Linked DNA regions of Homo sapiens: region 2 is linked to region 1. A link is an interaction called in ENCODE POLR2A ChIA-PET data of the cell type or tissue named here. Cell type or tissue: GM12878. All regions are shown on one strand. Each heading gives the region's core, and the rest is flanking DNA. Links, peaks and the distances in the headings are about the cores only.

Region 1 (4,404 bases), core at 197-4,196:
CCCACACTGAGCAACCACCCCTGCCTACAGCGCACAGAGAAAGCACAAAGACCTGTACCCACCAGTACCACCACACCCGTGCCAACATCACCAACAGCACAACCACACACACAGTCACCAGCAGGGACTCCTGCTCCCCATCAGCCACATTGCCGCTGCCACTGTGGTGAACACTCATATGAAGACAGGCACCCTGGCACCCATTAGCACCTTGCCACAGCCAACAGACATGCACTAGGCCACACTGCGTGATACAGTTTGGCTGTGTTCCCACCCAAATCTCATCTTCCCACGTGTTGTGGGAGGGACCTAGTGGGAGTTCACTGAATCATAGTGTCAGTTTCCCCATACTGTTCTCATGGAAGTGAATACGCCTCATGAGATCTAATGGTTTTATAAAGGGAAACCCCTTTCACTTGGTTTTCATTCCCTCTTGTCCACCGCCATGTAAGATGTTCCTTTCACCTTCTGCCATAATTGTGAGTCCCCCCATAGTCACATGGAACTGTGAGTCTATTAAACCTCTTTTTCTTTATAAATTACCCAGTCAGGGGTATGCCTTTATCAACAGCCTAAGAACACACTAATACACTACCACTGCTGCTGGCACATGCAAATGAGGATACATCCAGCTGCCACTGCACTACTGCACTATGAAATGCTTTAGCTGACACCACCCATTGGAGAGTAGTGACCAGCAGTCCAGGAGCACCTCAGCCCCCCAACACAGTGGATTCCTAACCTTGAGGTAACAGAGAACAAAGTTGGGGTCTGATACAAGTCCCACAGAGTTAGAGCACACAGTCCAGGAGAAGTTGGGAGCTGAGCACTGGTACCCTAAAATCTTCCAGAAACAAAGCCAGTTGGCTGACTCCACTTTTTACCACAATCAAACCCTCAAAGTCATCAAGATAAAAGAAAAAGACTCTACCCAAAGGTTAGCAACTTCAAAGACTGAAGGAACTTAAGCCCACAAAGATGAGAAAGAACCAGCAAAAGAACACTGAAAACTCAAAAAGCCCGAGTGCCTTCTTTCTTCCAAAGAACCGAACCATCTCTCCAGCAAGGGTTCTGAACTAGGCTGAGATGGCTGAAATGACAGAAATAGAATTCAGAATATGAGTAGGAATGAAAATCATTGAGATGCAAGAGTATGTTGAAAACCAATCCAAGGAAGCTAAGAATCACAATAAAAAAATGCAGGAGCTAACAGACAAAATAGCCAGTACACAAAGAAACCAACTAACATGATATAGCTGAAAAATATACAAGAATTTCATAATGCAATCGCAAGTATTAATAGCAGAATAGACCAAGTGGAGCAAAGAATCTCAGTGCCTGAAGACTGACTTTCTGAAATAAGACAGTCAGACAAAAATAGAGAAAAAAGAATGAAAAGAAACAAACAAAACCTCTGAGAAATAAGGGATTATGTAAAGAGACTAAACCTACAACTCACTAGTGTACCTGAAAGAGATGGAGAGATGGTAACCAACATGGAAAACATATTTCTGAATATCATCCATGAGAACTTCCCCAACCTAGTCAGAGAGGCCAACATTCCCCAACCTATCATTCATGAGTTCTGTCACCCATGAGAACTTCCCCAGCCTAGCTAGAGAGGCCTAGCAGAGAACCCGAGTAAGATATTTCACAAGATCATCCCAAAGACACATAATCATCAGATTCTCCAAGGTCAAAATCAAAGAAAAAATGTTACAGGCAGCTAAAAAGGTCAGGTCACCTACAAAGGGAAGCCCATCAGACTAACAGCAGACATCTCAGCAGAAACCATAAAAGCCAGAACAGATTGAGGAACAGTATTCAATGTTCTTAAAGAAAATAAATTATAACCCAAAATGTGATATGCAGCCAAACTAAGCTTCATAAGTGAAGGAGAAATAAGATTTTTTTTTTTTTTTAGATAGAGTCTCGCTCTGCTGCCCAGGATGGAGTTCAGTGGCACCATCTTGACTCACTGCAACCTCTGCCTCCCAGGCTCAAGTGATTGTCCTGCCTCAGCCTCCCGAGTAGCTGGGATTACAGGCACCCACCACCATGCCCAGCTAATTTTTTTTATTTTCAGTAGGGACGGGGGTTTCATCATGTTGGCCAGCCTGATCTTGAACGCCAGACCTCAAGTGATCCTCCCACCTCAGCCTCCCAAAGTGCTGGGATTACAGGCATGAGCCATGGCACCCAGCCTAAGAAGATTCTTTTCAGACAAGCAAATGCTGAGGAAATTGATTACCACACGACCTGCCTTGGAAGAGCTCCTGAAAGAAGCACTAAATATGGAAAGGAAACAATGTTACCAGCCACTACAGAAACACACTGAAGTACACAGACCAGTGACACCATAAAGCAACTACAGAAACAAGTCTGCATAATAACTAGCTAACATCCCCAACTCATTCTATGAGGCCAGCATCATCCTGATACAAAAACTTGGCAGAGACAAAATGAAAAATTTAAGGCCAATATCCTTTATGAACATCAATGCAAAAGTCCTCAACAAAATACAGGCAAATCAAATCCACCAGCATACCAAAAAGCTTATTCATCACGATCAAGCAGGCTTTACACCTGGGATGAAACGGGGGTTCAACATATGCAAATCAGAAATTTGAGGCCAGGTGCAGTGGCTCACTCCTGTAGTCCTAGCACTTGGGGAGACCGAGGCAAGAGGATTGCCTGAGCTCAGGAGTTTGAGACCAGCCTGGGCAACATGGCAAAACCCTGTCTTTACTGAAAATACAAAAAACTACCCGGGAGTGGTGGTGCACACCTTTAGTCTCAGCTACTCGGGAAGCTAAAGCACGAGAATTGCTTAAACCCGGGAGGTGGCGGTTGCAGTGAGCCCAGATAGCACCACTGAACTCCAGGTTGGGTGACAGAGCAAGACACTGTCTCCAAAAAAAAAAAAAAAAAAATTTGATTTATCACATAAACAGAGCTAAAGTCAAAAACCACATGATTACCTCAATACATGCAAAATTAAATTTCTGTGGGACCTGGCAAAATGCACCTCTGCTTTCATTCAGGTACAATGCATCAGCACAGAATTTCCTTTTTCTTTTTCTTTTTTTTCTTTTGAAGAAAAGAATATCAAATAAATTTTTTATTTATTATTATTATACTTTAAGTTCTGGGGTACATGTGCACAACATGCAGGTCTGTTACATAGGTATACATGTGCCATGGTGCTTTGCTGCACTCATCCACTCATCATTTACATTAGGTATTTCTCCTAACGCTATCCCTCCCCCAGCCCCCCACTCCCCAACAGGCCCTGGTGTGTGATGTTCCCTGCCCTGTGTCCATGTGTTCTCATTGTTCAACTCCCACTTATGAGTGAGAACATGCAGTGTTTTGTTTTCTCTTCTTGTGTTTCTTTTGTGAGAATGATGGTTTCCAGTTTCATCCATGTCCTGGCAAAGGACATGAAATCATCCTTTTTTATGGCTGCATAGTATTCCATGGTGTATATGTGCCATGTTTTCTTTATCCAGTCTATCATTGATGGGCATTCGGGTTGGTTCCAAGACTTTATTATTATGAATAGTGCTGCAATAAACATACATGTGCATGTGTCTTTACAGTAGAATGATCTATAATCCTTTGGGTATATACCCAGTAATGGGATTGCTAGGTCAAATGGTATTTCTAGTTTTACATCCTTGAGGAGTCACCACACAGTCTTCCACAATGGTTGAACTAATTTACACTCCCACCAACAATGTAAAAGTGTTCCTATTTCTCCATATCCTCTCCAGCATCTGCTGTTTCCTGACTTTTTAATGATCACCATTCTAACTGGCGTGAGATGGTATCTCATTATGGTTTTAATTTGCATTTCTCTAATGACCAGTGATGATGAGAATTTTTTTCAGAAGTTTGTTGGCTGCGTAAATGTCTTCTTTTGAGAAGTGTCTGTTCATACCCTTCACCTACTTTTTGATGAGGTTCTCTTTTTCTTCTTGTAAATTTGTTTAAATTCTTTGTAGATTCTGGATATTAGCCCTTTGTCAGATGGACAGATTGCAAAAATTTTCTCCCATTCCATAGGTTGCCTGTTCACTCAGCTGATAGTTTCTTTTGCTGTGCAGAAGCTCTTTAATTAGATCCCATTTGTCAATTTTGGCTTTTGTTGCCATTGCTTTTGGTGTTTTAGTCATGAAATCTTTGCCCATGCCTATGTCCTGAATGATATTGCCTAGGTTTTCTTCTAGGGTTTTTATGGTTTTAGGTCTTACAGTTAAGTCTTTAATCCATCTTGAGTTAATTTTTGTATAAGGTCTAAGGAAGGAGTCATTTCAGTTTCCTGCATATGGCTAGCCAGTTTACACAACACCATTTATTAAATAGGGAATCCTTTCCCCATTGCTTGTTTTTGTCAGGTTT
Region 2 (4,404 bases), core at 281-4,280, 700 kb before region 1:
AATGTCACTCTTGTTTCTTCCTCTGCCTCTCTACTAGTATTTATGTCTGTGTTCCTAAACTTTGCTGTTCATCAGAATTACTAGGAGGTTTCATTATACCAATTTCTGGATCTCATCATAGACCTACTGGAGCGTAGCACCTGGAAATCCCATTTTTAAAGTGTTTTTTGGGTGATTCTTTCGCAACTAGTCTTAGACTTTTGGATTTGTTACACAGGTCAGTTTTCAAATCCTTTTGACACATGAACCCTTTTTAGTATAATAGATAAGTAATGAACCTTGGGAATTGAAAATCATTTCATGAATAATTACATAGTGTTGGAAGTATTTTCAACTAAAAATCACTTAGATTAGTAATGTTCATTAAAAATGGTATGTTGTAAATTTGAAACACAGTTTTTAATAATAATTAAAGAAAAACTAATTTTTTCCCCATTGTATAATGACATGTACTGTTTGTGTTAAGATAAAGCAAAATGTGTCAACATTTGGAACTGACATAATTTTGGGACCGAATGTATTTTAAAATGTGGACTGAACTTTAAGTATGTGTTAATGACTTGAAAGTACAGTTAAAAAACTGCTTTCTTCTTTTAAGATTCTTAGATGTTGCATTTAAAGAAAACTCTTATTATTATTTTTTTCTTTTTACAAATTCTTTGTTTGCTTATAATTTTCATAGTTTAAAACTGTCCATATTGTGAAATAGTAATTTAAAAAAAGTCTAGACTGGATGACTGCATATAAAGGGCTTAACATGAGATAATTTTTGTGGATAAATGGTATGTATTCTATTTTTGGCCACTAAATATTTTGGAAGTTTTTGTTTTCTATTTTTATTTTAGTTACAGTTTAAATAAAGATGTATTTTCCATCATTTCTCTCTTCCTGTCTTCTAATAGTCATATGGAATTATGTTAATGATAGATGTTTAATAAATATTTGGTGATTGATTATTCCTAGTTGCACTTCTATTTCAGAACATAATGGAGATTTGCTGAATACTATAATGAGATCCTCTTGGTCACTTTATGATGAAACCTTTTATATTTCAGGTCAAAGAAGGTTGCCTATTCTGAGCCCTACCTCTCCAAACAAAAATTTCCAATTTTAGATCAAGAATCAATGAAAAAGTTAGACAATTTTTCCAGAAGAATTCATAGATGCTGACACAACATTTGCATATAATTTCAGGGGATTTAACCATCTGCAGAATATTAAGAAGTGTAGATGAGAATTTAACCAGTATAGCCAATACTGTTCAGAAATTAGCTACAGTGGCCCACATTCTACTCTAAGGAATGGATTTATGAGTTTTTTGCTTTAGGTGAAACTTTTTCCTCACCTCTTTCTTGCTACTGTTTATACTTTATTCTTTGTGTCTATATTTTTTATACATACTGTTAGCTTTTTACCTATGTTAATGTAAAAGGTGTTAAAATTGGTTTCTTCTCTGCATTTTGGAAATCATGCCATATGTTGTTTTCTTGTATGGCCATTTTCTAGTTATTGTGTCCTGTCTGACATATCTGATGATAAGATGATATAAGAATAATACAATCTGCATTATATTTTTAGAGATAGTTCTTATTTTTTTAGAAAACAAAAACAACAAGAAAACCATACATCAGAAACTGAAATCTAGTCCACAAAATGAAATTGCCAATCAGCTATCAGTGCTATTTAGAACCTGTGGCTTACCCTCACCAAGAAATGTGGCCACCTGTGGTCTTCAGCTCTCTATTACAGCGGTTCTTGGATGCTTGTTTTCCTTTAAGAGGCAAATGATGTGTAAACTACCTTAGATAGAAGATTGACCTGTTGCAGTATCTCCAGCAGCTAATGGAGCAAGTAGTAGGACGTATAGTATGTTTCCTGATGGTTTTAGTTTGTGATAAGTGAAAAGAGGCATAGGTAGTGAGATGTGAGGGGAAACAACTTGTAAGACTGACGTGGTATGCTCTTGGGATTAGAGGAAGGAAGTTGGTAGGGAAGATAGATAACTGGTAGACATGTTTTAAAGGAATACTTCTAGTAGTAGTTTTCTTTTTCCAAACATTTAGAAAATATTAGGGTAGCCTGGAATGGTATGTTAGGAATGAATGAGCTGCCAGCCAGTGTGTGCTGTGGGTACTTATATTCGGTTTAGCACTTAACATTTTTTTCAGAAGATACATTTTGTATTGATTACAGGGGTGATCTAAGAACTGATGTTCATTTACTTGCTTGGTAACAAAAGTGATAATCATTGTCCCTTAATTGAGTAAATGGTTAGCAACAGTCTTTTTGTTTACTTGTTCGTGTTTTTTGTTTGTTTCTTTTGATGTCTTTTGTATCTTGGACTTGGATTCCTATTTGTAAAATGTATGTTAAAATTCTTGAACTCTTTTTCTTTCACAAGACAGTAGTATAAATGCCTGTGGAATATCTTAGTATCCTGAGAAGAAAAGCATGATTTTAAATTTAACCTGCTCATAATATTTGACATTTTGTTTTTCTGTTGTTGTTTTAAACATTTTATTATAGAAAAGTTTAAGTATATAAGAAAGTAGACATTATAATGAATCCCAGAAACCCACATCCAGTTTCAACAGTTACCAACTTATAGTATCATATAATTACACTATACACATTTCCGCCCCTCCTGTTACCCAGAGTGGAGTACAATCTCAGCTCACTACAAACTTTGCCTCCTGGGTTCAAGTGATTCTCGTGACTCAGCCTCCTGAGTAGCTGGGATTACAGGCATGCATCACTGTGCCTAGCTAATTTTTGTATTTTTGGTAGAGATTGGGTTTTGCCAGGCTGGTCTCGAGCTCCTGACCTCAAGTGATCTACCCACCTCGGCCTCTCAAAGTGCTGGAATTACAGGCATGAGCTGTTGCACCCGGCTCCCCTCCTGTATTATTTTGATGCAGATCCCATATACATCATTTCATCTGTAAGCATTTTAATAAGTATTTTAATAAGTAATACATATTAAAATAGAAGGTAGCAAATTCAAAAATGTTTTTAATGTGCTATTTATGGAAGATTATGAATTAATTATGGTTGGCTTGATTTCCATGTAATTTAATAGTGGACCAGTAGACAGTAGAAATAAAATGTAAAATTTGAGATTATAACCTTAGTTCAGTTTCTTTTTATAAAATAAAGCCTTAGTTCCTATAATTATTATTTCCAGAGTGCCCAGTGGGTATCTGATACTAGGATATAGGTTATTGGGCTCCAAAAAAACCAAAAAAAGTAAAATGTTTCTCTTTATCAAGGAGCTTGTATTTTTTTCATCTAATGTTTCTTACAAAAGGAGGTAAATAATTTTTTTGGAAAGCTTTTGTTCATCTTCTGTTTCTTTTTGCCCTCTTCTCCCTGTTACTAGAAGGAAAAATATAAAAAAAATAAAGGAATTAAAATGATCTGTAATCCTATATTCCGACATGCTTAACATTCCAGACTATCATTATACACCTGCATTATTTCCCTTGTACTTTTAGGCCTTACTGAATATAGATAAAAAGGAAACAAGTTTTTGTTTATTCCTCTATTTTTACAGATACTGTGGATGGTAGGGAAGAAAAGTCTGCTTCTGATTCTTCTGGAAAACAGTCTACTCAGGTTATGGCAGCAAGTATGTCTGCTTTTGATCCTTTAAAAAACCAAGATGAAATCAATAAAAATGTTATGTCAGCGTTTGGCTTAACAGATGATCAGGTTTCAGGTAAGTTGGTTTCCAACTCCTTTACACCCTTCGTTTCCTTCATCTTTCCGTTCTTCCCTTTCCTTCTTTCTTTAATTGAAGAATAACTTGGATATGGTGAAGTGCACAAATCTTAAGGGTTCTGCTTAACAAATTTTTACATATGTGTACACTTATGTAAAAGACTAACTAGATTAAGATGTAGATGATTTCCAGCACTTCAGAAAGCTTTCTTATGTCCTCTCCCCAAGAGTAGCACCCTCCCCCTTAAAGAATAAGCACTGTTGGGTTCAAGTAAATTTTTGAAAGTAAAATTTAGAAAGTTTTTAAAAATCTGAACTATTTTATAATTTGATTAGTTGCAGTATTCGAATTATATTTGATTTGTCTTATCTCCTCATCTTAGAGAAATTGAAAATTAAATGTAGATTTTCTTGTTAAATTGCTTGAGTATACAGTGGGTTTTTATATAAATAAGTTTTTAACCTTAAAGCAGTACCTATATTGTTTTATTCTGTTTAACTTTTGGTTATAATTTCTTCATTATTTTTTCCTGCTTTTTCTCTTTTCGGATTCTAATAACACATACATTGGAGAGCTTGATACTGTCTCATGGGTCATTAAGGTTCATTTTTCTTCAGTCTTCTCTCTGTTCTTCAGGTTGGGTGATTTCTGTTGAACTCTTCAAGGTCGCTGTGATTTCTAAT

Evidence for each region. ChIA-PET counts read pairs that join two places held together with the same protein. Peaks named below come from ENCODE experiments on the same cell type or tissue, not always from the same donor. Only the 100,000 strongest peaks of a DNase experiment are listed, where the experiment ranks them.
Region 2: POLR2A ChIA-PET joins it to region 1 with 5 read pairs; 3 of 35 experiments call an interaction of 5 or more read pairs at or near these places.

The regions. Positions count from the first base shown.
Region 1 is chr3:101,424,577-101,428,980 of GRCh38, forward strand. All of the region lies in intron 4 of SENP7 (SUMO specific peptidase 7), which reads right to left. Among named protein-coding and RNA genes, the nearest start is that of SENP7, 86 kb to the right of the region's middle. In GM12878, for the core only: no CTCF peak of the experiment used is centred there; no DNase peak of the experiment used is centred there.
Region 2 is chr3:100,728,955-100,733,358 of GRCh38, forward strand. It overlaps TFG (trafficking from ER to golgi regulator), which reads left to right. Exons shown (of 8, transcript NM_006070.6): 5 at 3,554-3,718. Among named protein-coding and RNA genes, the nearest start is that of TFG, 22 kb to the left of the region's middle. In GM12878, for the core only: no CTCF peak of the experiment used is centred there; a DNase peak (open chromatin) is centred at 1,797.